Regions from separate parts of the Homo sapiens genome. Here regions 2, 3, 4 and 5 are each linked to region 1. A link is a loop called in an ENCODE intact Hi-C map of the cell type or tissue named here. Cell type or tissue: PC-9. All regions are shown on one strand. Region 1 overlaps VTI1A (vesicle transport through interaction with t-SNAREs 1A). Region 2 overlaps TCF7L2 (transcription factor 7 like 2). Region 3 overlaps TCF7L2 (transcription factor 7 like 2). Region 4 overlaps VTI1A (vesicle transport through interaction with t-SNAREs 1A). Region 5 overlaps LINC02935 (long intergenic non-protein coding RNA 2935).

Region 1 (5,000 bases):
GTAGATCAAGGACCTGGTTTTGGAATCAGGGTGACTCAACCTAAAAATGCTTTTTGGTCATAAATAACAGAAAACCCAATTCAAACTGACTTTGGAAAATAAAGTCAGTTTATTTTCTCATATAAGTTAAAGTCCAAAGAAAGGGTGGTTTGATTTAAAAAAAAAAAAATGTTCACTGTCGGCCTGGCATGGTGGCTCACACTTGTAATCCCAGCACTTTGGGAGGCCAAGATGGGCAGATCACCTGAGGTCAGAAGTTTGGAACCAGGTTGGCCAACACGGTGAAACCCCATCTCTACTAAAAATACAAAAATTAGCTGGACATGGTGGCAGGTGCCTGTAATCCCAAGTACTTGGGAGGCTGAGGCACGAGAATCACTTGAACCTGGGAGGGGGAGGTTGTAGTGAGCTGAGATCGCACCACTGCACTCCAGCCTGGAGACAGAGAATGACTCCATCTCAAAAAAAAAAAAAAAAAAAGTTAAAAATTAAAGTTCTCTGTCTTCAGGACTGGGGTTCTATTTCTCTGCCCACTGTGGGTCAGCTTCTTTCTTAGGTTGGCTTCCCTCAATGAATCAAAAGGCCTGCAGTGGATCCAGCCTGACATCCACACACCAAACTGTCCAGGTGACCCCGCATTTCAAGCAAAGTTGCTGAGATCCACTCTGTTGGATGGACTTAAGTCACAAGCCTGCTCCTGGTCCAGTTACCATGGCCAGGGGCATGGAATGTACTGACCATCTCAGCCTCAGTCACAGCTGTACCCCTGGAGCTGGGGTAGCATCAGCTGTTTGGAATAGGGAAACGAACGCAGCCACTGTAGATCTGCTGTACACAGGAAGCGGATGCCTGGCTAGGCCTGGTGAGGCCTCACGCATGATATCATCAGTCATCAATACACAGGAGCATTGGCTGGAAGAAGCTCCTGATTCTTCAGTGAAAAGTGTTGTGACCAAGAGGTCAGAAGAGGTTCCCAGCTTTTGAAAACCAAGAGGCAAAAACCTGTTCTTCAAGAAAAAAAAAATCTTATCAGTCTTCATCATACCTTAGCTTCTGAAATACATGAAACCAGAGCCTCTCTTGGCTTGGCCAGATGCCTCGTCTTGTCTGAGAGGCGGACGGTAGCGTTATCACTCAGGGTAAAAGAGCTTATGGTATTCGGCAGTGACAACCCCCAGTCCTCAATGGCTTAACGCAAGTCCACTGGGAGTCCAGGTGCATCTCCAGGACAGTGGCCCTTTACATAATGACTGCAGGATCCAGGCAGAAGATGTTACCACCATCCTATAACTTGTACTCTCTGGAACAATACAGCCCCTCCCTCCCCAAATCAAAACCGCAGGAAGAGCCCGCTAGAGAGACAAACACTGGAAGTTAGATGCCTCCAGCTGGCAGTGACACTCAGAACTTTTGCTCTCATTTCTTTAGCCAAAGCTAGTTCCATGACCAAGCCTAACATTAAGGTGAGTGCAGACCGGGCGCGGTGGCTCACGCCTGTAATCCCAGCACTTTGGGAGGCCGAGGCGGGCGGATCACGAGGTCAGGAGATAGAGACCACGGTGAAACCCCGTCTCTACTAAAAATACAAAAAAAATTAGCCGGGCGTGGTGGCGGGCGCCTGTAGTCCCAGCTACTCGGGAGGCTGAGGCGGGAGAATGGCGTGAGCCCGGGAGGCGGAGCTTGCAGTGAGCCGAGATTGCGCCACTGCACTCCAGCCTGGGCGACAGAGCGAGACTCCGTCTCAAAAAAAAAAAAAAAAAAAAAAAAAAAAAGAGTGCAGTCCATGCCTGGAAGTAGAGGAGAACTGGCTATTGGAGAACACTCGTAATGCCTGTTCCAGTGGAATTCCTGGGCTCCTCGAGCAAGAGCAGAGAACTGTGCCAGGTGCAGTGCCGCGCCTGTCCCCTGCACTGGAACCAGCCTTCTGTGATTCCGGCTGCCACACGCAGGAGCTCGTTTCCAGGCTGGGAGGAGACTGGCAATGGAAAGATTAACCGCTCCCTGAGTTCCACATGGGGATCAGTACTTTCAATAGTACTTTGTGAGTTCAGCCTCAAAGTAAATGGTTAATTCATCTTGTATCAACAGCACTGTGATTCATAATGTAAACTTGGAGAATCCTTGATGTTTCGGGCCCACATTCCTTTTATTTTGGCTCTGCATTCTTTTAAAGCCACAGTGTGCTCACTTAATAGAATGCAGCATGCAAATGCACAAGTTTTTGCCTGGAGGCAATTTAGCCTGGCTGTTTCAATGGATGTCTTCTTTCAAGTGTATATTCTTTCTTAAATTATTTACTGGGTAAACACACTTTGCATTTTCAAAAGGGAGATTAAGACGGCTTGCTGCAGACCTAGTTCAACATAAAGCCCTCCCCTTGCCCAAAGTTAGGAGGAAGTTACTTTGGGCTTCTCCCCAAGTTCCTTCGCTGCCATCTCACTAGCTGGGAACCCCTTGGCCTAGCTGGTTTTTCTGATTGTCTCCGAGCTCTGCATTCCTTTCTGCTTTGCCTACAGCAATACAGGCCGGCAGCCCCTGGCTGCGATTGCAACTAAGCTTCCTCACAGATGGGGCCCACCAATGCCAGCCTGTATTTCCCCCTTCCAAACTGGCTCAGTCCTATCCACCCAGATGCCCTGACAGTTCACTTTTCTGGTCCTGAGGGGTATCACATTTGCACAACTCCTTTGAGGTCCAAGGTTGGGGTGGATGGCCCAGCCAGTCAAGCTTGCTTAGAGCTCTCTCTATTCCAACTCTTTCCCCATCCCCTTCTACTCTTCCTCCCAAATGTCTGCCAGCATTTGGTTTGAAAGCAAATGCCCTTTCCTGCTGACACCCCGCCCCCACCCAGCACAAAGGAGTTCCTTCTAGCTTCAGGGGGAAGACCAAGTAGTGCTGAGAAGGCGTGATGGTAGGAAGTTTCATCTTTGACGGGGCTTGCTTCAACTTTGAACTTTAACCTTTTCCATGCAGACTTCCTGAGATTTTCCTGCAAATTAATTGCACAGACTTCTCCATTCTCCTTTGAATGGAAGATTACAGTTACCAGAGACTGCATTCTTTCACGATCACTCTTTGGGCAGTTCTCTTTTGAGTACCTGTGTGCAACGCGACTGTGCCATGTGCTGGGGTGGTAGAGGTGAATTCCACATGGTCCCAGTCCACACAGGTTGGGCCCTTGGAAGCAACAGAGCGGGCGGTGGAGGGGAAGCCACCAGGCCCTGTGGGTGCACCAAGGAGGGGGTGAAGCCCAATTAGGAAGGTTAGGGAAGAGCTGAGGATTTAAGGATTCCTGTGTATTCATATTTCTTACCATGCCTCAGATTGAACAAGTAACACCCACAGTTAATCCTTTCTAAATTAGCATCATGGATGCCTTGGGGCCCTCAACCCACAAATAAAATGGTTGTCAACCAAGCTGTACAAGAGACACACTACTGTAGATTACTTAAGGCAGAATTTTAAAGAGTTTTCATGCTTTTAATCTGTTTCACTGCTGAGTTTCAATTTTGCTGATTTCCTTTGCAAGTCTGATGCGGGTGACTGTGGTAAATAGAGATTTTGACAGTGACTTGGGCAAATGGGATGTGTAGGGACCATTCTGAAGGCTCCTGTCCCTCCCAGAGAAAAGGGGGAAAAAATCAATTTGGGTTTTAAACAGAGCCACCAAGTAGCACCGATCAGTGTTGATAATTAGCCTCACTATCATAAGCCATGAAGTCCTGTTTTTATTTATTTATTTGGGGGACAGAGAATCTTCCTGCCTCTTGAGTAAGTGTGGCCTGTTAAGTCTGAATTAGCTGTCATCACAGAAGAATTAATGTCGGAGTGCAGACTTTCTAGTGGGGAAGGGAAGAACTAAACGAGACAGATCTTAGCCAAGCCTTGAGTGATAAATGAGGACCAAGTGGACCATTCATCTCCTGCGAGGAGAGTGGACAGAGGCACTAAGGCAGTTTTGCGGAAGACGTGTCAGCAAATGTGATCATTTTGTTACCTGTCAGGAGGAGAGAGAGCTCGTCCTTTTAGGGGGCCACGAGGGAGTGGGTTGGTCTGATAAGACAGTTTCCATTCAACCGTTTAGGTTTGGAGAAGAAGGGGATGGGTGAGGAGGAATCTGACTAAAACTACAACCTGATGTCATCCTTCCAGGAAATAAACTCATCTAGGAAGTAGAAAATACCCTGCAAAGATTTTTTTGTGTGTGAAGATACAAAGTAGGGGTGTGGGGTCTCTGTTCCGTGGGGAGCCCAGCTTCATCTCCCCAGCTCCTCCCCATGGAAGACCCATGTCCAGTGTTTGGTGACTGGAGTAGGGCAGCAGGCCTTTTGCTGCTTGGTATTTGGAGGAGGGTTGGATGGGGTTTGCCGTGGGGTTTTAAGCTGGACAGATAGCTGGCTAGACTGCCAGCCAGCTCATGTCTCTATTTCCGTGCAGCTCTGTGAGAGCGAGCGTGGGCACGGCTGTTTGACCTAGGTTCCCTTTGAAACTCTCAACAAAGCATTCTGATGTTCGACCTCTTTTCTCCGAATGAGGTAACAAATTATGAAACAACCTCATCAGAAGCTCTCTGCAGGCATCTGGGAGCGTGTGTCTCCACTCTGGTCCCCCTTCTAAGTTGCTGGTTCCCCATCAGCGTGCAGCCCAGCCAGAACCCAGGGAGGTAGAATCCCTGGAGGTAAAGGCCCAGCAACAGACGCACAACAGGCACCTTGAGTACATTGTATATTTCTCATTTCCATCTTTTTTGCTATGGAGCAAATGTAACGTTTCCTCCTAGCGTAACGGAGCGTGAGCCACACTGACAGATGATGGTTTCACAGCCTAAGCTGCACATTTGACACTTGTTTCTTAATCCCATCCTTTTCTTCCTTAGTCTCTGTTTTACTTTTCCCCAGGTATTTTTGTGCAGGTAAGTACATTGCTGACATGTGTTTCCTTGGAGTATTTTACTTTAACAGGAAACACTGCAAAAAATGAGGCTTGTCTCGCCTTTTAAA
Region 2 (5,000 bases), 310 kb after region 1:
TGGTTATGCCAGGTAAGCTGCAAATTTTTAAGCTTAATTCCTTTTAATTAGTCTTCTGCCTATGTTGTAGAGAAAGTTCTGTGTTTTAATGATCTCGTAAAACGTTTTCTGCTACTGGGCTGATTGCGCAGTTCGTTAAGCTTCTGTTAGTTTAATTTCTGATAAAACTTCCATTTCAACTTTGCGGCACCCTAAATGAGACCATCTTGGCTCCGAAGGAGTCTAGCGGGCACTCTTTCCGAATGGCGATTTGGGATCTGCTGCATGTATCAGAGGCTTTCGTTGAGTTGTGTTGTTTCCTGTGTGTTTATGACAGAAAGATGTCATCGTTAAAGGAAACTTAAGAGTTTCTGTAAATGTAATGGTTCATCCTGAATAAAGTGAGAGAGACAGTGCTTGGAATCTGGGGAATAAGGGTGGAAAGAGCTGAGCTGATGAAGGTGTTTCTTGTCAAATTTGTATAGGAATTATTTACTGTGCTGTCTTTCCTGAGCCGCTACAGTAAAAGTGAAGACATGGAAAATTATCCCAGATGGGACGAATCGCTCGTTCTCTGTTCTTTTTTTAAAAAGAAAAGATTTCAGAAAAAAAAAAAAGTCGTCTTTTTCTTTAGAACAGTATGAATAAAATCTGGACAGCTGTCGAAAAAGATATGCCGTCTGCATTTTTTTTTAATTTCTAGCCACCACCATAACTAAATAGCTTGAATAGTACCTCTTTTCTTTTTTTTCCCCTTCATACATAATGATCTCTACTTCATTAAAAGCGTATTAATCTGGTTCCCAGTCTCTTGGGAGACACCTTAAGATGATGATATTGTGGGTTTTTTCCCCCCGAATTGTTTAAAAAAAAATTCTAGCAGATTTGGTCCCTGTCAGTCAGAAATAATTGTGTTCTTAATCTTGTCCCTGATGGATGACTCGGAGTTCAGCAACGGGCCGGCTCCAATGACAAATACAATATTAATATTCATTAACTGCTTTGACAATGCTAATTTTGATGCAGTAGTAAAGGGCCTTCCAAAGTTACCGGCCAAAGCATCAGAGCTGCGCAAGGTGGCAAGATAATTTGTGCTGGTTTGCTGAGCTGAAGGCTTTTAAAGTCTATAGCAAAAAGCTAGGTACCACAAACAAAAAAGAGAAAGGGAAAAAAGTTCTGAAGCATTGGAAGGCAGGGCTGCGGAAATAATACGATCACAGTCCGCTAAAAAATTTGACACCTCTGATGCAGTTTCTTTGAGTGAAATTTCTACAAAGTTGCAACAAAAAAGCATAGCATGGTAAGTCAGCACATTCTTGATTTTGTTTAATCTTTTTGATCTTTTCAATTATCGCTATTTGAAGATCAATAGTCATTTTTTCCTACTATGCTTAGAAGACGCGCAGCGGTGGTTTAATATGTGTTAGGACCATTTGCTTTAAAGGAACACATCCACAAGTTTCGGTAGGTTTTGTTTTTTTTTTAAGTTAGTCATGAAAAATGTTATACAGTAAATTGTTCTGAATTCTTTTACATATGGGTGTTTTTAATGATCTATATTGGTTTTTGTATCCCCCCACCTCCAAAAAAAAGAATTCAGCAAGATAATTAAGCTCTGGATGTTGCCAAGAATTTTGAGAGTACTTTCAGTTGGCAGAAAACTTTGGAGTGAAGTGGTCCCTCCAAGTTTATCTAAATTCAGCGAGTTTCCTCCCCTGCCTTCTCTGAATGGCATCAGATAGCTATTAAAGCGTAATTTCACTGGAGAACTGCAAAGCATTACTTTCACCAACTTAGGTGAAGTTCTTTGGACTATTGAAATTGCCTTTATGTTTGCTAAGTCGGCAAACAAAATATCAGGCTTTGTTCTTTTGATTGAATGCCGGGGTTTGGGGGAAAAAAAGAAGAGTAAGAAAGCCCTGCCTTTTTTTTTTAAACGCCCCCTCCCTTTTGTGGGGGGGTGGGTTGTTGTGGAATCGGGGGAGATCCCAGTTATTGTGCTCTTCCCTATCAAGCGAGATAATTCTGTGAATGGAACTGTGCGTGAGCATCTTGTCTGGCGGCGCTGCTGGTGTGTGCTGCTCCCCTGTGCCGCGGGTGCGCGGCGGCGGCGCGGGCTGCAGGGCGGGTGCTGCCCTCCAGTGGAGCCCGCGGCCGGCGCGGGCCCTGGGCAGCATCTGGGCGCAGGCAGCATGCCCGCGAGCCGGCAGCGGGAAGGACAGCGCCGCAACCCTCTCTAGATGGTAAGCGCGGCCGGCGGCGGGCGGGCGGGCAGGGGTGCGCGGTGGCCGGCCCGCTGCATCCCGCGCGCCTGCCCTGCTGCGTCCACGGCTGTCCAGTCCGCATGCATGCTCTCAGCCTTTGCCATGTTCGCTGTCACTTTGCGGTAACTTTCAGGTTGATGTACCTTGACTGGTAAGCTGCCGGGGTGGATGCAGTAGATTTATTTTTTTTAGCCTCTCTTTAAAACAAAACAAAACAAAACAAAAAAAACGAAAAAGAGAAATTGACTATACCTCCCCCCACCCCGAATTTCAGCTTGTGACTATAAAAACATGCTTTTTTATTATTATTAACTTGGACGTGAATACGGAGGGGTTTCGGGTTTTTTTTTTTTTTCTGTCCACCAAGTTAAAGACACCAATGCTCCACCCTCCTCGCTCCCCTCCTCCCCATCCCCAAATATTTTCGTAAAGAATCAGCATTTTGCTACTTTTCGTCCATCCATTCCTCCAAGACCCATTTCCCCTTCCTCCCTTCTTGAACCTCTTTATTTAAAACAAAACAAAAGTTTGCTGATGCTGCAGATGCGGACCGTGGAATGTAAATGAGCAGTTCCTCCCACCTCCTTACTTCATTCCTCCTGCACATGATTGTAATTTCATGCTGAAAGGAAAGGAAGCTTTCGTTTTTGTTTTGTTGTTGTTGTTTTGTTTTGTTTTGGGGAAGTGTTTTTTTGTTGTTGCTGTCTTTTTTTTTAAACCCTACAGAACTTTGCAGCACTTGATCACCTTTTGATTTTTTTGTGGGAATGTTCTAAGCGTGGTGTACTTCTGACAAACTGGGGGCACCCTGGGGATGAATTTAGAGTAGTGCGATGGGATGGCAAATATCCGGAAAGAGTTTCTGAGGAGCAGTTTTTAGTTTGAAGAAATTCAAGAAATTTCCCTTTACTTTTTAAGGAAGAGGGGGTCTGTCTAGCATGAGTTAGCTTATGTTGCTGCGTCCTTTTTTTTTTTTTTTTTTTTTCCATTTTTCGGTCTTTTGAGAAAGCTAGAAAATAAATTCTTAGTCAAAGTTGCCCATCCTGTTTGCCGCACTTTATAAGTTATTGTTGCTGAATGATTGGGAGCTGTCCATCAGCGGCAGAGAACTTGCAGTTTACTTAAGAAATTGCGTGTGTGACAAAAGCAGCTGCCAGGAGTGTGGTGGTCCGCGTGAATAGAGGGAGAGAAGGCAATTAGGGGGCTGTGTGGTTGGGGCTTTTTACTTGTCAAAGTGGAGGCTCATTGCTTTTGTTACCACCATGTAAAGGGAATGGCAGGGTTTTGTTTTGGTATTAAGGGCCTTAAAGATTGCTGCCTGACACTTACACAGGAAGGCCAGATAAGTCCAGAAAGAGAGGCCACGGAGCAGTATTTTAAAAAAGAAGAAAAGAAGAAATGAAGAATTCCCACTTTTTTGTTATTTTTAAGCCTGCCCAGCCCTTGTTTTTGTTGATTTTTTTGGTGGGGAGCGGCGAGGGTGATTAACTTGTCCCGTGTCTTAACAGATTGTTTAAAGACCTACATCGTGAAAACAGTCTTGTGGGCTTGGAGATAAACAGATGGGCAATCAGTTCAGTAAATTAAAAACATCTCTACCTTAGGTGTCCTGCCGCCAGAAGAAACCAAATCTTTGCCACTGGTCTTGCTTCAAGCCACACAAGTCCAGGATCCCATGTGGCAGCAGGGGTGTTTTCTTACCTGCATGCAAATCGGAGTTGTGTGTTTGCTTTTGAAGAGGGTGAAATGGCTTAACACTTGGGGTGGGAAAAGACCGGAAAAGCGTTCTGGATGAGTTTTGTCCCCTGCAACTTTTTCTGTCTGTAATCCCTCCATGAGCAGCCACCCTCCCACACTCCCCTCCTTCATGTAAAAGAGGACGATTTCTGGCCTGTGATGTCTGAGTGTCTCAACTCAAGTTAAGTTAAAACCACACAAATGTACCCGGCCCTGGATCCCATAAGAGCCCCAGGAAAAGTAAGTCGGGTTTGTGGAATTCAGCTCTAGCCTTTGCATCCCTCTGCCGTTTCCCTTCCTTCTCTCTCTCTCTCTTTCTTTCTCTCTCTGTGTTCCTGGGGAAAGCTCACAAAACTCAACAGTCAAAAAAGCGAGTTAGCATTCTGACTATTGGAATACTAGCGAGCCCAGGAAGCTTCGTTTCTTCTGCTTCCAGGGAGGTCAGTTGAAAATCTTTCAGGCACATTCTGTTACTCTGGAAGGAAGAGAGGGTGTATACAGGGCAGGCAAGGCCCTGCAAAGTGTCACTTCCGTGTCACTGTGACAAGAAAATATCCTTTCCTCCTCCCTCCCCTCTCCCATCGCAGCCCTCTCCCTAAGAAATTTGTTTTGAGGGATTTGACAATCTTGCAGATAAAGTGCCTGCCTCCTGCACTCGGTTGATCATTTTCCCTCATGGCTGACCGTAATTTCTTTGCTACTCTTAGCGGCAGCTCTGTCCCTGCTGCCCAAGGTAACGGGTGAGGGAGGGGACTTTGCTGAGGTGCCCTGAGCTGGCTGGGGAACATGGACCTTCCCCCTTCCTTCACGGATTCTGTAGTGGCAAAGATTAGAAAGTAGAAGGAGTTTTTAAAATTTTTTTTAAAAAATTAAATCTGCAACCAGCTGAACTCTAGATTATTAGTGGACTTTTTTGTTTTTTATTTTTAAGATTTTTTTAGGGATGTGTGTACAGGGGGAAGGATTAACAAGATAATTCTAGGCAATATGAGCGACAACTTTGAGCATTTTGAGCCTACT
Region 3 (5,000 bases), 270 kb after region 1:
TGCACCCCTGCACTCCAGCCTGGGTGACAAAGTGAGACTCTGTCTCAAGCCACCCCCCCCCAAAAAAAAAAAACAAAAAACCCTGACACATAAAATTAATCACCACCAGAGTTTTCTGAGGCAAAGAGGAGTAAAGCTGTTGCCTTTTTCTTCTTGCCTGTGAGGTTGGTTGAGATTCTTCTAACAGCCAACAGGTGTTGGCCAATGTTACTCTGATTGACACCTTTCTTTTTTTTTATTCAGGTTTCCCTCTGTCACCCAGGCTGGAGTGCGGGGGCACAATCATGGCTCACTGCAGCCTTGATCTTCCAGGCTTAACCAAACCTTTCACCTTGGCCTTCTGAGTAGCTACAGGCCTGCACCACCACATCTGGCTATTTTTTTTTTTTTTTTAATTTTTAGTAGAGACGAGGTCTTGCTATGTTGCCCAGTCTAGTCTTGAACTCTTGAGCTCAAGCAGTCCTCCAGCCTTGGCCTCTGACAGTGCTGGGATTATAGGTGTAAGCCACCACACCCAGCCCTGAGTGACATTATTTCATACAAAATTCTCATCTCTGGAGGCCTTTGTATTTTTAGGGGTTTTGTTTTTCAAATGCTTTTTACCTCTTTCTATACTTGTTCATTTTTAAATGTTTCCTGGCAGAGCAATTAGTATTTTCTGGCTTACTAGGTGCTATTCGATTGCATTAGCGTTTGAATATTACCCAGCTAGTTGTGGAGTGGGGCAGTAAGCTCATAAAGAAGCAAGATAATGGAATACACAAATATTACTACGACTTTATGGGTGGCATACCTTGATTCTTGATCCACGTGGCTGTGTTCAGATCTGGTTAGCACACATTGACATCAGGGGCTGAGCCACCAGTGAGAGTCAAACCCAGCAGCCCTGTCAGTCTACCTTCTCTCTTGACTTGATCCAGCCTCATAACTTCACTTTCCGCAGGAGAAACACACCTCTTGAGGTCCTCTGTCACAAATAGGCAGTGTTTCTGGAGAAAGCCAGGAGGCAGATTTTAGTGCTGTTCAGCATCTGTGGTCTCTACTTTCTGGATCTGGTGCATTATGGAGACCATGAAATGACATGAAATAGCTCAGTGCTGCCAGTGGCGGTGACAGGGACACTAGAGGTGAAGGAGGGCCCTTGGGGCAATTCCAGCAGGTGGGTGGTGGCTGAAGGTCCTTGTCTTCTTTCTGCAGAGACTGGCCACCTGCTTCATTCTTTCAAGAAGCACCAAATCCCTACTTCAGTACTTTGCCCACTCGTCATGTCAGGAGCATGAAACTCACGAGGCCTTCATTTACTTTTATCCTGTAACACCTTCAATTTTTCCCACATCCTCCCTTGATTCGTGGATGGACAACTATGGAGGCCAATCTGGCTGAGGTGAGGACTGCTTGAGTCTAAATTCCTCTCTCCTCAAACCCAATTCAAACTGGCCTGAGCAAAATGAATGTATTGATCCATAACTGAAAAGTCCAGAATGATCAGGCATCAGGCATGGTTGCATCCAGGGGCCCATGTATTAGAACCATCTCCTTCCAGTTCTGGGCTCTGCTTGCCTCCCAGTTGGTTTTACTGCACAGAGGCTTATTCAAGTCCAGAGAGATCTTATCTTTCCCTACAAGTCTGTGACCTTGATTCTGAACCTGCATCTATGGGAAGGGCTTGCAGTGTCTGAGTGAGCTTGGACTGTGTAAACTTTCCCACTTCTGAAGCTGGGGGTGGGGTTCACTCCACTAAGCTACATGGCTCTAGAGTCAGGGGGTTGCCCCCTAAGTAACTGGCAGTATTGTTACCAGAAAAATCATGAATGGACACTGAGCAGAAAACTCAGCAGATGTTTATTTCCTGGTCTTTAGGATTTGTTGAAGAGTTTTTTATTTGTTTGTTTTTTAAGAAAGACTCAAAAGGAAAAAAAAAAAAAAACTATAGTTATTTTCTCATGATATAAAAAGATTCTGTAGTTGTATATACATTTGAACTTTTTGTAAGACATCTCCTACCCCCCTAAAATTGGAAGTCATTTATTAAGACTTTGTATTCTGTAAGAGGATTGGAAATGAATAATTAAGAACATTAAAGAGGAAAGCAGGGGGTGGTGGGAAAGTGTGGTCTTGAGGGGGTAATAAACCTCCTACAGGCCACACACACACAAGAAAAAAAAAAGGGCAATAAGTGTAGCCCAGTAACATAAGGTGGGGAATAAGGTTAGGGGTAAGGTTAATTCTACAAGTTCAAAGCCAGTAGCCCCTGATGCGCTGTTGGACGTGAACTATAAATTTGGCTCTGAGGTTCCCAGGCATGGAAGAATATCTAGATCTGTACAGAGAGGTTGTGTGTGTGTTTAACATTTCCATAATGTACAATTTCCTCTAAGAGTAAAGGCCATGAGGAAATGCCCGTGGAAGATAAAGGAGACCATGTGGTCTGTGGCAACCATGGATACATTTCTTTCCCAACGCATTCTCTGAGGCACTTTGGTAACTCTGCCTCTTTGCTCTCAGCATTGTGTTAGAAAATAAAGCCAGCAGACAAGGATTAAACCCTCATGTTGCTGGGTTCCTTCTAGAAACAATTGGAGGGCTAACCAAGTCACCTTTGGTGGAAGGCAGTAAGGTGAGTCATTGCTGTGGCTGGACTGAATAGGATAGCCTTAGCTGTAAAATTGGGCTGATCTTTCAAATGGACTCATGCTTGCCGAATGACTCACGCTCCTGTTTACAAATCAGCTCTGTGAAGAAATGCAGAGTGGGAGGCTCTGCTTGCCAGACGGAGACCTTAGACCTCCAGGGGTGGAGAACGGAGTACTTCCTCTGGTGCTCGGCTTCCCTTCCTGGGGGCAGATCTCTCAGCTTCTGGTTGGTGGCTCTCAAAATCCAGACACAAGGTCAGCTGCAGCCAGCGTGGGCCCTGGAGTAGCTCCAGTTATGGGGCAGCAATGGCCCCCTCTCATTTTGAGAGCTCACTTTGCCTGTGGATGGTTTTAATCCATCTGGATAAACTTGAGGCCCATGGGAATACCATATACTATGGTAACCATGTACACTGCTCTAAAGATGTGGCTGCTGTTGTATAACTTTTTCCTTTATTTTTGTCAATTTCCTATTTTCCAGAGTCTTGCATACCCACTATGTCTACTGTGATAGTGAACGTAAAAACATACAAGATGTTGGTGTTATCCTCAATCTCTTATTCTTAATCCTGAACAAATTACATGAAAAAATCGTTCATGGAGTTTTTCTTCATATAAAACTTTTTACAATGAACATAAAGGGCATAGCTATTTCTTTTTTTTTAAAAAGAAACGTAGAATATTATTTCTTGGTTGTGAAATCGCCCTTCTTGGACCCCAAGTTGTTTTTTACAGCCCTAAATTCTCTTGTTTATAGAGCCTGTTTATAGAGCCATAGACAGGCCAATGGGTCTCTACAGCAGGCACCTGCATGAGTTGACTGGGACCTGAGCTATATTCCCCCTCTGCCATTTACTAGCAGTGTGACCTTGGGCATGCTCCTTACAGTCTCTGAGTCAGTTTCCTCCTCTGTGAAATGGGCATGATACTACCTACCTCATAAGGTAGGGGTGAGGATTAATGGAGTAAGAGGCACACTCCTGTCCAGGGCCCCAGACAGAGTAGGCCGTCAGTAAACTGTAGCAGCTATTGTGATAGGGTTTGAAATTCAAATTAACGCATATTTCTTGAGCACCCAAGGTGTGTGCTGCTGGATCTTTCAAGGGGTCCAGAATTGGTAGTATAGTTGCTTTTCTCAAAAGACTGTCGCCTGGCAGAGGAAAAGGTGTTAAGGTATGAGTGAAGACAGATCAGCCAGACATGGTGCCGCTTGCCTGAGATCTCAACACTTTGGGAGGCCGAGATAGGAGGATTGCCTGAGCCCAGGAGTTCAAGACCAGCCTGAGCAACATAGCAAGATTCTGCCTCCACAAAAAAATAAAATAAAAATAAAAAGATTAGCTGAGTGTGGTGGCGTGCACCTGTAGTCCTAACTGTTTGGGAGGCTGAGACAGGAGGATTGCTTGAGCCCAGGAGTTTAAGTCCAGTCCGGGCAACATAGCAAGACCCCATCTCTTAGAAAAAAAAAAAAAAGATCAGCTCCCCAAACAGCTGAAGTATTAAGTGGAACCATATGTAATTGTATTTTTGTAGGACAGAAATATCAGCAATTTCACATAACTAATAGATTCAGTAAGGTAAGTTGAGAGAGAAAATGCTAGCTAACTGGTTCTTGAGAGGCTCAGAGGAAGGGGAGGCCATGCCCATTAGGAGAATGGTGGGTAGGGGTGGGAATACACAACAGGAAGGCTGCCTGGAGGAGGTTGCATTTCAGATGTTCCTAGAAGGGACCCTGAGCTGGATGGCAGGGAAATAGGAGAGTTCTGATTTGTGCTGGGAACTGTAATCCCTCTATCATGGAGCTTCTATAGAAATGTGGGTTAGGGCAGAAAGGAAGGCTGGGGGCTGTGTGTGCCTTGGTGACGTGTCCCCCTCGCTCCCGAGCCTTACTCTGTTCCCCTTTCTTCCTGGCAGCAGAGCCCCCTCCCTTGCTGCACTCAGGGACATGACTGTCAGCACTTCTACCCCCCCTCAGACTTCACTGTCAGCACTCAAGTCTTCAGGGACATGAAAAGGAGCCACTCCTTACAAAAAGTTGGGGAGCCCTGGTGTATTGAGGTAGGTCTCGGAGCAGAATCACGGTATGAGATGAGCTAGCTCTAAAATGAAGCCGCCCACCCAAAGTTTACCTCTCTCTAGGGCAGGGCCCATCCACTGCGATCCCTGAATTCTTGTTGGGTCACTGTCATTTTGGGTGCCATGATGTCTGGGTGTGCTGACCGCTGATAGGGATATCATAGCCATAAAAACGCCTGTTTACAAGGAGAGGGTGGAGGGTGGTGCTCGCATGACTCCAGGATGCCTGGCTCCCAGTGAAGGCCCTCGTGATCCAGTGCCACACGTAACTTCTGTGAAAATGAGGAGCAC
Region 4 (5,000 bases), 70 kb before region 1:
ACATTCTTTTCACTCAGTTACTCTGCAAAGAATGTGCCCTTGTCTCTGCTGTAGATTTTTATTTTATTTGTAAATTGTGCGTGCTGCATGCTACGGAATACTGAAAAGCCATACACCCTGGCTTGTTGGTTGACACATAGTATGTGTGATTACAGATTGTTTGAATAACAGTGGACTATTGAACTGCCATCCAGATGTGTGTGGAGTTAACTGTGGGAATGTCCACAAAGGAGGATTATCTTTCTTGTTGCTGGGGCCAAGGCCCCCAGAAAGTGGAAACATAAGCATGGCAGCTACTCAAATAGAACAGTAGCTACAATTGGCTCTTCAGAAGCAAAATTAATCATTTTTTTTAAATTATGCATTGCAATTAAGACTGGGTTTGTTCTCTAAAAGTAAATCATGCAAAGAAAATGCCAAACAATAACACAAAAATTTGCAGCTTTGAATGCCCTTTGTGAATGGTTTCGTCATTTTGTTTTTAAACGTTTAGAAATTCAGAACATTGTAGATTAAAGATAAGACCTCAACCATTGCAAGCCTCCGAGCCATCATCTTGTAGACTTGATCTGTGTTTCCTGCACTCTCTTCCATTCTTTGTACTGTACAGGATACTGTAAGCATTGATTAGTTGGTGTTCACAAATACTGGCCATGGGAAAACAATGCAGAATTCCCCCTGTGAACACTTTCTTTCTTTCTTTCTTTCTTTTTGAGACAGAGTCTTGCGCTGTCATCCAGGCTGGAGTGCAGTGGTGCAATCTCGGCACACTGCAACCTCCGCCTCCCAGGTTCAAGCAAGTCTCCTGCCTCAGCCTCCTGAGTAGCTGGGACCACAGGCACGTCCCACAACACATGGCTAATTTTTGTAGTAGAGACAGGGGTTTCACCATCTTGGCCAGGGTGGTCTCGAACTCCTGACCTCAAGTGATCTGCCTGCTTTGGCCTCCCAAAGTGCTGGGATTACAGGCGTGTGCCACGATGCCCATCCTTGAACATTTTCTTTAAAAGATATTTGAACCACAGTGAGATACTACTTCCCACCTACTAGAATGGCTAAAATAAAACAGACAGTAACAAGTGCTGACAAGGATATGGAGAAATTGGAATGCTCATGTGCTGCTGGTGAGAATGTAAAATGGGGTCACCACTTTGGAAAACAGTTTGGCAATCACTTAAAATGGTAAACATGGAGTTTACCCTATGATCCAGCATTTCCATTACTAGGTATCTGTATCCAAGACCCATGAAAACCTATGTCCACACAAAAACTTATACATGAATATTTATAACAGCATTATTTATAATAGTCAAAAAGTAGAAGCAACCCAAATGTCCAGCAACTGATGAGTGTATAAATAAAATGTGGTCTATTATTCAGCCATGAACAGGAATGAAGTACTAATCCAACATGGATAAACCTGAAAACATGCTCAGTAAAAGAAGCCAGATACAAGAGACCACATAGTCTATGAATCCATTGTATGGAATGTCTGGAATAACTAATCTATAGAGACAAAAAGTAGATTATTAGTGGTCACAGAGCACTGGAGAGGGGAAATTAAGAGTGACTATTAATGGGCCAGGCACGGTGGCTCACGCCTGTAGTCCCAGCACTTTGGGAAGCTGAGGCAGTCAGATCACTTGAGGTCAGGAGTTCAAGACCAGCCTGGCCAACATGGTGGAACCCCGTCCTACTAAAAATAGAAAAATTATCTGAGCATGGTGGCACGCGCCTGTAATCCCAGCTACTCAGGAGGCTGAGGCAGGAGTATCACTTGAGCCCAGGAGGCAGAGGTTTGCAGTGAGCCAGGATCACACTACTTTACTCCAGCCTGTCTCAAAAACTAAAAAACAAAAGAGTGACTGTTAACGGATATTGGGGTTTCTTTTGCAGTGATGAAAGTCTTCTAAAATTGATATTGATGATGATTGTACAACTCAGTGAACACACTAAAAATTCTTAAATTTTACCCTTTAAATGGGTGAATTGCATGGTATGTGAATCATACCTCAATAAAACTGTTTACAAATGAAGATGAATGAAGATATTTTCAGATAAAAAAATTTTTAAGGTATTTGAAGGTGAGTTTTTAAAAATTATACTTAAAATTAGGATATCTTCAAAAATCAACATATCTGAACTTTTTTACCAGCGTAGAAAAAAGGGGGAAATGCTTTTCAATTTAATAGCTTATATCTTTTTTTTCTTTCCTGGAATGAAAGATCTGTTACTTGTTCAACAGTGTCAATGCTTTCTATCTCTGGTTGGAATCTGCAGCAGTCAGTTGGCACCCAGCCATCAAATACCTAGATTTACCTTTGTGCAATAAAAGTCCCTTTAGCAATGCATATTGAGATATATCATTTTGAACCTATTTTAAATTCTGTAGCAAGCAAGTAAAAAAAATAAATAAATCATGAAACATCAGGCAAGTCAAAGGAAACAAAGAAACGAATAGGAAATCCTCTCTAGATTCCGTTCCCACTTTACTTTCTGTAGTTTGATCTAAAGAAAAATGTGGAATTTCCTGCAGAGTGATTAATAGGCTAATGTGGTGACTGACAGGCACTCTGAGCTTGACCTGGCAGGTAAAGGCTAACTGGCACGTTAAGTTGATTACACAATTTCCTCTAAATAAGTTGACAAGTGGTTTGCACAGTTGCCTTGACTTTTGCCCTTATAAATGCACACTTATAAATGAATTGCTTTTTCAACTAAAGCAATCCTTATTTTAGATGTGACATGTGTTAAGTAAACAGCTTGATACAGAACCCCAGCATCCTAGCCTTCCTAGCCAGGTCAGATTATCAGAGTTGCTAGGAAATAAGAGTTTTGAGCCTGAAACTCAGCTTTGAGATGTGGTTGTATCCCTAGGGCATAAGAAACCCAAAACTATTTTTCTTCCCTCTAGTATTGTGAAGCAGATTATTAGATTTGAGAAGATGTGTTCCACAAATGTCTCGAAAGAGTCCAGGAGTGGAGGCTGCTAAATGGTTTGCTTAATTCTAATGCTTTATACAGATCTCCTTTCAGGATGTCAAGTTTGTAGGAAAATGCAGCCTTTGGTTGGTATTTCTTTAAAAATATGACAGAGAAAAGATTTCTAGTTGGCATCTCTGTTCTATGATCATTTTCACAAGAAGAAAATGTCCATTTATACTTCAGAGAATATGGTTTATTGAGATATTTTGTTTTACAGATGTACTACTTCCTTCCATTTAAGGGGAGAGTTACAAAAAGCTATGATAAATGAACAGGAAATACAGTTTGAGATAATAAATCAAAATGCTCTTAAGGAAAATAACTATTTATTTGTAGATTTATAAGCCAGGCACCTTTATTGAACCTGATATATCCTGATTTGATAAGCAAGAGGAGATTTGCTAATGTTGTTGATTTAGCTGGGACCTATTCTCGTGTGTGTGTGTGTGTGTGTGTGTGTGTGTGTGTGTGTGTGTGTCTTCCTGAATGAATTAAACATTTGGAAAATGAATTGATTTTTATTTGTATATACAAAGATAATACCATTTACGCTTTCCAGGTCTAGAATATGACAAGCCTTGAGTTCGTCTGGAAAATAGAACATTATTAGGACTCAGAGGTTAAACGTACCATCCCATCAAAGTCTGTGAATGCTCCCCTGCAACAATGAGCAGACCCATTATAAATCGTCTTCATTCATGTTAACTCTTACAAAAGATGAAACTCGTCAGGCTTACAATGTTTACTACTTTCCAGAGATGACTCATGCAGTAATCTTTTTATTTATTTCATTATTTCACTCCATCATCTGGAGGTACTCGTAACAAAAGGATTGCCTTCCACTTTGTGGCTGGGGCTGGCTGTGTACTTGGTAAGGACCGGGCTAGTCCCTCCTGCAGTGTGGTTTCTCCTTGCAAGTCGTCAATATCCAGTAACCATTAACTATGAACAACATCCTCCACTCATTTCACTTCCGCCCCAGCTGGCCAGCGCCCTTTAGACATATTCATGAGCCAGGGGGGAGATATTTCATGCCCAACCCTCTCTGCCTTTGGAAGGTTGGAGTCTCCTGAGGTTTGGATTTAAACTCCACATGGCAAACCCAAGTTTCAGGAACCTCCCACCCCAGTGGAATAGTCAAGAGAAGTTTCTGCTGTGTCTCCTTTTTGCCTCTCCAGAGAGAACACTCTTAAAAAGAAAAAAATTATTTCGGTTATATACATTTTCAATCAAATATTTTAGAAATAAAAAATATAGGACATAATATAATGAACACCTTTCTTCCTGGTATAAGCTTTAGAGTTAATATTTTACAAATACAGTGAAGCCCCTGTTCAACCTCAAGTTTCCTTATAAGACCAAGTCTGCAGCACCTTGAAGAAATCCACATCAAATACTGGGACCCTCCCTGTGAAAGGAAACAGGGATGATATACTCAGGGAGGAAGAATGGACTTTTTCTTTGTCGGTTTGTGTTTTTAATATTCCAGATATTTGAACCATAAGAAATTGCCAGTATTCACTTGTTTTCTACTTACGGAAATGTCAATTTTATGTGGGTCAGCCTCATAGCAGGGAGACAAATGTCCCTTGCACATTACAGAAAAAAACTAAATCAAGCTCACATCTCCTCTTGTATAAGCTATTAGCTTAGCCTCAGAATTAGCTTCCCTGCCTTAATTCTCAACCCCCTCCAATTCAGCGTCCACTCTCTTGCCACAACCATACAGATAAACCTGATAAAAGTTCTGGCTAGAAATTTAAAAATATTTCCTTGCAGAAATATCAGTGATTGGTTATGGTGTTCTACCCCCAGATTCTGCCGGAAGTGATATGGAACATATGGCATATGCTTACATGCTTACATTTTCTTCTTCTTCCTTTTTTTTTTTTTTTTTTTGAGACAGAGTCTGTCGCCCAGGCTGGCACAACCATGGCTCACTGTAGCCTTGGCCTCTCAGGCTCAAGCGATCTTCCCACCTCAGCCTCCCAAGTAGCTGGGACTACACGCACATG
Region 5 (5,000 bases), 100 kb after region 1:
GTGGATGTGGGTGTGTGTGGGTGTGTGTGTGTGAATGTGGGTGTGTGTGGGTGTGTGTGAATGTGTGTGTGTGTGGATGTGGGTGTGTGTAGGTGTGGGTGTGTGGCGGGTGTGTGTGTGTAGGCACACAGTGTGCTTGGGATTTTTTTTTGTTTTCAAGACAGGGTCTTGGTCTGTTGCCCAGGCTGGAGTGCAGTAGCATGATCTTGGCTCACTGCAACCTCTGCTTCCCAGGCTCAAACGATCCTCCTGCCTCAGTCCCCCCAGTAGCTGGGTCTATAGGCGCACACCACCACACCTGGCTAATTTTTTCTATTTTTGGTAAAGATGGGGTTTCATCATGTTGCCCAGGCTGGTCTTGAACTCCTGGGCTAAAGTGATCCACCCGCCTCACACTCCCAAAGTGTTAGGATTACAGGCGTGAGCCATTGCGCTGGGCTGGAACTTTCTTAATCTGCCTTTTATTGCTCTTGAACACCTGCCCATAATATGAGGCTCTCCCTTTTACAAGGACTACCCAAGTCCTAGGGCAGTAACTCCAAGGAGCTTCCTTCTCTAATATCCAGACCTCTTTATGTTCCCTTCCTCTGTATTTATGCCACTGTCTTTGCCGCATTGCACTATTATTGTTTTCACGTTATTTCCTAAGGTGCCCTTTGTTACTCTTGAAGACCTGCCATTATTTCAAAACCTTTTCTCTTTATATGAACCACTGTGGAGCAATAGGGTGAGGGAGCTTCCGACTTCGCCATACAGATGGTCTTTATTCTCCCTTCCTTCCTCCTTCTTTCTTTTCAGACAGTTGGAATAACCAGATAGTTGAGAACGTTCTTTGAAATGGGAAGTCACAAACTCTGTCCTTTGCTGAGTGACTTAACCCCTTTGGGGGAAAAAGATTTGTATAAAACCAAGGTGGCATTGTTATGACTATTGAATAACAATAGATGAGTTAAATCATTCATTCGTTTGTAACCTAAATATTCCCCTGGGGTTATGACAGGTTTCCTGTATATTTATGCGCAAAATTACATTTGCCCTGAATCTTCACCCCTTTGACTAAGAGGAGTCTAAAGTCTGTTTGTGTGTGATTCTCCTATTCCAAGAATTACAAAATGTTCTTAGTCATGTCCTCGTTTTTCTCCCTTGCCAGTTAATTCAGCCCACAATCAATTATCCGTCCATCCTTTCACCTATCTGTTCATCTGTCCATCCGTCTACTCATCCATTCATTCAACACATATTTATTGAGCATTTAAATGAGGCAGGTACTCAACTAGATGACTAGTGAGGGCTTTGGTGGTGAGTCTGAATATCTGCCCTCTGGGAGAATAGACAAAGAAGTAGACAAACATTACAATATGTGTTAAGTCCAGTACAGAGTGGACTGGGCACACAGAGAAGGGACAGCTGGCCAGAGTTAGGGACTCAGAAAAAGTACCCCTAAAGAAATGCTATCTAAGACCCAAGGGATAAGAAAAAGCAGGGAGGAGGCAGGGCGCAGTGGCTCACGCCTGTAATTCCAGCACTTTGGGAGGCTGAGGTGGTGGATCACTTGAGGTCAGGAGTTTGAGACCACCCTGCCCAGTATGGTGAAACCCCGTCTCTACTAAAAATACAAAAAATAGCGAGGCATAGTGGTGCATGCCTATAATCCCAGCTACTTGGGAGGCTGAGGCACGAGAATCGCTTGAACCAGACAGGTGGAGGTTGCAGTGGGCCAAGATCGTACCACTGCACTCCAGCCTGGGCTATAGGGCAAGACTCCGTCTCTCAAAGAAAGAAAAAAGAAAAGAAAAGAAAAGAAAAGAAAAAGCAGAGGGCAGGAGAGAAGGACTTTTTTTCTGAAAAATATCCAATGATGTATCTACTACTTTCCTAAGCAAACTAATTCATCTTGCTGATTCCCTGAGCCTCTCACATAATGATGGATTTTCATGTAGAAAGAGCAGAGATTTGGATTTAGTAGCTCAGGACAATTTTGCTTAAATTTTTCTGGGTGGAGGTTGCCTCATTTGTAATATGTGCAAGGTAATAATTCCTAACCTACAGAGTTGTTAGAAGAATTAGGTGTGTTACAGGCAAAGCCCCCAGCACATGAGAGACCTTCACATATGGTAGATCTTATTACCATGAAAAGCAAAAAAATATATCAGTGGTTCCTAAGGGTGAGGGTGGGGGAGGGCTAGTGGGGTGGGGACTCCCAGGAAGCTCTTTAAAAAAAAAAAAAAGTAAGGACAAATAAACAAACACACCCATGCTCCGTCGCGGGAGGTTCTGAGTCACTAGGTCTGGGGTGGGTCTCTAACATGTGAGCTCCGTAGGTGATTCTGATCTTAGCCCCGTAGGTGATTCTGGTCTTAGCCACGGTTGGGAAGTGCCGCTGTACCCTGCAAAGGCAAGGATCTATTTTCATTCATAGAGCTGCCATTTTAAGTACATTAAAACCACAACTAAAAGCACAGTAACCATGATTTAAAGTAACTATTAAACAGAGTTGGAAGGGCATGCTGATGGTCAGTAACCACCCTCCCTGGGTAATTGAGAAGGGACTTATGAATCAGTGAAAGTGGAACTGCAGAATTTCTCAGGCTCTTAGAAATGAGGCCTGTAAAAATGTCTGGCTGGAGTCAGAGTGGAATTTAGCTGTCATATTTCTCTTGACTGACCACTGTAACCCTTTGGTAATTGATCTAGTAAATTAGTAACTCATATCACACACAGCTTAAGCTTTCTAGAGTTCATGATTGCTTGCTGAAAATAGACATCTGGCCATAGAATTTCCAGCATAACTAGTAAAGAAAAATTCAGACAGACATTTGCTCGTGAAAAGTCTCAATATTTCAACCCACAGTCTGAAATTTCAGTTGTTCAGGGTGGAATTCTTGAGTATGTTTGTAAATGTTCCCCGAATGGAGAGTGTTCAAGCTGTTTGTCTCTTAGTCACTCGCTCACTGTAAGACAACACAACAGAGTTGACGTTTGAATTTGCCTAGAGCTTCAAGACAGTCACTATCTATGAATTGCTGGAAAAAAAAATCTCAGGAATAAGCAAGATTTGGTCTTCAGAGGTGGTTGTTTTAGAGATAGGATAAGAGGAGACTAAATATTCTTGGTTTGTCCTGAATCATGTCAGCAAAGAAAAAGCCTGGTATATAACTCTTTCCGAATATTACCCAAGGAACTTCCCAGAGAATCACCAGCCAGAGCTTATTAAACCAACCTGCAGGTTCCTGGGCACTCTTCCAACCTTTCTGTGTTTCTGGGGGTGAGGGCCAAGGCTCCCAGGTGATTTTTATAGTCATGACCACCTTATGAGAAGGTAAAAAATGAGGGTGGGCACTATGGCTCATGCCTGTAATTCCAGCACTTCGTGAGGCTGAGGCAGGAGGATTACTTGAGCCCAGGAGTTCGAAACCAGCCTGGGCAACAAAGCAAAACACCATCTCTCAAAAAAAAAGAAGAAGAAGAAGAAGAAGAAGAAAATTAGCCGGGCATGGTGGTGCATGCCTGTGGTCCCAGCTAATTGGGAGGCAGTGGTGGGAGGATACCTTGAGCCCAGGAGTTAGAGGCTACAGTGAGGCATGATCATGCCACTGAACTCCAGCCTGGGCAACAGAGTGAGACCCTGTCTCCAAAAAAAAAAAAAAAAAAAAAAAGTAAATAAATAAAAAGAGGGTGATAATGTATTTTTACTACACTTATTTTGCCACAATGGAATTTTATGTCTGCGCTTAGATTTTTTTTTAAAAAAAGAGTAAATTAAGAGCATGAGACTTGGAGTCACCCATTTCTGCTTTCTGTTCCTTTGCTAATTCTTTTTTTTTTTTTTTTGAGATGGGGTCTCACTCTGTTGCCCAGGCTGGAGTACAGTGACATGATCACAGCTCACTGTAGCCTCAAACTCCTGGGCTCAAGTGATTCTCCTGCCTCAGCCTCCCAAGTAGCTGGGATTACAGGTACACACCCACACCCAGCTAATTGTATTATTTTTTGTAGAGAGCGGGGTCTGTTGTCCAGGCTGGTCTCAAACTCTTGGGCTCATGTGATCCTTTCCCCTTGGCCTCCCAAAGTGCTGGGATTACAGGCATGAGCCACCATGCCCGGCACCCCCTTTACCCATTTTGAACTTTAGTTGCCTTCTCCATAAATGGCACTGATAAGGGGAGTTATCCTTCCCCCAACATTTCCTTAAAGACCAAATGAAAAAAAATGGGTATGAAAATACTTTGTAAACTAAAAATACACAGTTCTATCATTATAGTCATTTTATATATGAAGAATCTACAGTTTAGGATTCCCAGCTGACATTATTCCTGGAAAAATGTTAACCAGCCTCCTTAATTTGGCTGTTTTTACTTTTATTCAAAGAGAGGAGGGTGTTTCCATACACAATGAGCCATCTAGCCGTAAGCATAAATAAGGCAGTTCAGATGTTGCAAAGGAGACAGGGGTCATTAAGTCCTTAACATATCAATCCAGAATTGCATAATGCAAATCTAGAGCAGCTACCAAGGAACAGGAGAGGCTTAATGTGTTCCCCAAAGCGCATTATGTTATTCTACATCTAGGAAAGTGCTTAAGTCAGAGCTTTCTCCAACCAAAGCAATGTCCACTATCTGTGACGGCTTGCCTGCAGAGTTTTTTGTTGTTTTGTTTGTTTGTTTGTTTTTTGCCTGTTTCATGAAAAAAAAAAAAAAAAACTGGCTGTAGAACAAGCCAGCTTGATGCATTTTGTGACAGATCTCTGCTAATATTCTAATCTCTCAGGCCCCAGACATGAGTCCTCAAAAGAGATGGAAAGACTTTGTCCTAAATGTAGTTGATATATAAGAACCTTCCATTATTCGCCTTACCTTACCCATCTGAGCTTCAGTCTAAGAAAGGAGGTTGTCTCCTTCACAAGATGCATTCATTGGCATTTTCAATTGACAGAGATTGAGTAATGCATTAAGTAGTCCTGTATACAGCTGTTGATACTTAATCACCTGAGATCTCTTCAG

The links. Hi-C counts contacts between places; a loop is a spot of excess contacts. Peaks named below come from ENCODE experiments on the same cell type or tissue, not always from the same donor. Only the 100,000 strongest peaks of a DNase experiment are listed, where the experiment ranks them.
Region 2: it touches region 1 in a loop (5-fold over the local background); 6 of 110 quality-filtered maps call a loop at or near these places.
Region 3: a loop joins it to region 1, with 19 times the contacts of the local background. A loop is called at or near these places in 2 of 110 quality-filtered maps.
Region 4: a loop joins it to region 1, with 7 times the contacts of the local background. A loop is called at or near these places in 2 of 110 quality-filtered maps.
Region 5: a loop joins it to region 1, with 2.3 times the contacts of the local background. A loop is called at or near these places in 3 of 110 quality-filtered maps.

Annotation. Positions count from the first base shown.
Region 1 is chr10:112,809,941-112,814,940 of GRCh38, forward strand. All of the region lies in intron 7 of VTI1A (vesicle transport through interaction with t-SNAREs 1A), which reads left to right. Among named protein-coding and RNA genes, the nearest start is that of LINC02935, 79 kb to the right of the region's middle. RefSeq lists enhancers at 911-1,611, 1,612-2,310, 2,311-3,010. In PC-9, no CTCF peak of the experiment used is centred here; DNase peaks (open chromatin) are centred at 1,011 and 2,121; H3K4me3 peaks cover 1,572 bases; H3K27ac peaks cover 3,624 bases.
Region 2 is chr10:113,124,660-113,129,659 of GRCh38, forward strand. The region is part of intron 5 of TCF7L2 (transcription factor 7 like 2); the gene reads left to right. Among named protein-coding and RNA genes, the nearest start is that of SNORA87, 82 kb to the left of the region's middle. RefSeq lists a silencer at 2,014-2,133. In PC-9, CTCF peaks have their summits at 2,108 (motif pointing left) and 2,307; no DNase peak of the experiment used is centred here; H3K4me3 peaks cover 853 bases.
Region 3 is chr10:113,084,850-113,089,849 of GRCh38, forward strand. The region is part of intron 5 of TCF7L2 (transcription factor 7 like 2); the gene reads left to right. Among named protein-coding and RNA genes, the nearest start is that of SNORA87, 42 kb to the left of the region's middle. RefSeq lists an enhancer at 1,838-2,390. In PC-9, no CTCF peak of the experiment used is centred here; a DNase peak (open chromatin) is centred at 2,622; H3K27ac peaks cover 3,696 bases.
Region 4 is chr10:112,739,595-112,744,594 of GRCh38, forward strand. The region is part of intron 7 of VTI1A (vesicle transport through interaction with t-SNAREs 1A); the gene reads left to right. Among named protein-coding and RNA genes, the nearest start is that of MIR4295, 110 kb to the left of the region's middle. In PC-9, no CTCF peak of the experiment used is centred here; DNase peaks (open chromatin) are centred at 2,467 and 3,837; H3K27ac peaks cover 3,365 bases.
Region 5 is chr10:112,913,413-112,918,412 of GRCh38, forward strand. All of the region lies in intron 2 of LINC02935 (long intergenic non-protein coding RNA 2935), which reads left to right. Among named protein-coding and RNA genes, the nearest start is that of LINC02935, 25 kb to the left of the region's middle. RefSeq lists an enhancer at 1-149 and a silencer at 2,195-2,395. In PC-9, no CTCF peak of the experiment used is centred here; a DNase peak (open chromatin) is centred at 2,329; H3K4me3 peaks cover 690 bases; H3K27ac peaks cover 1,699 bases.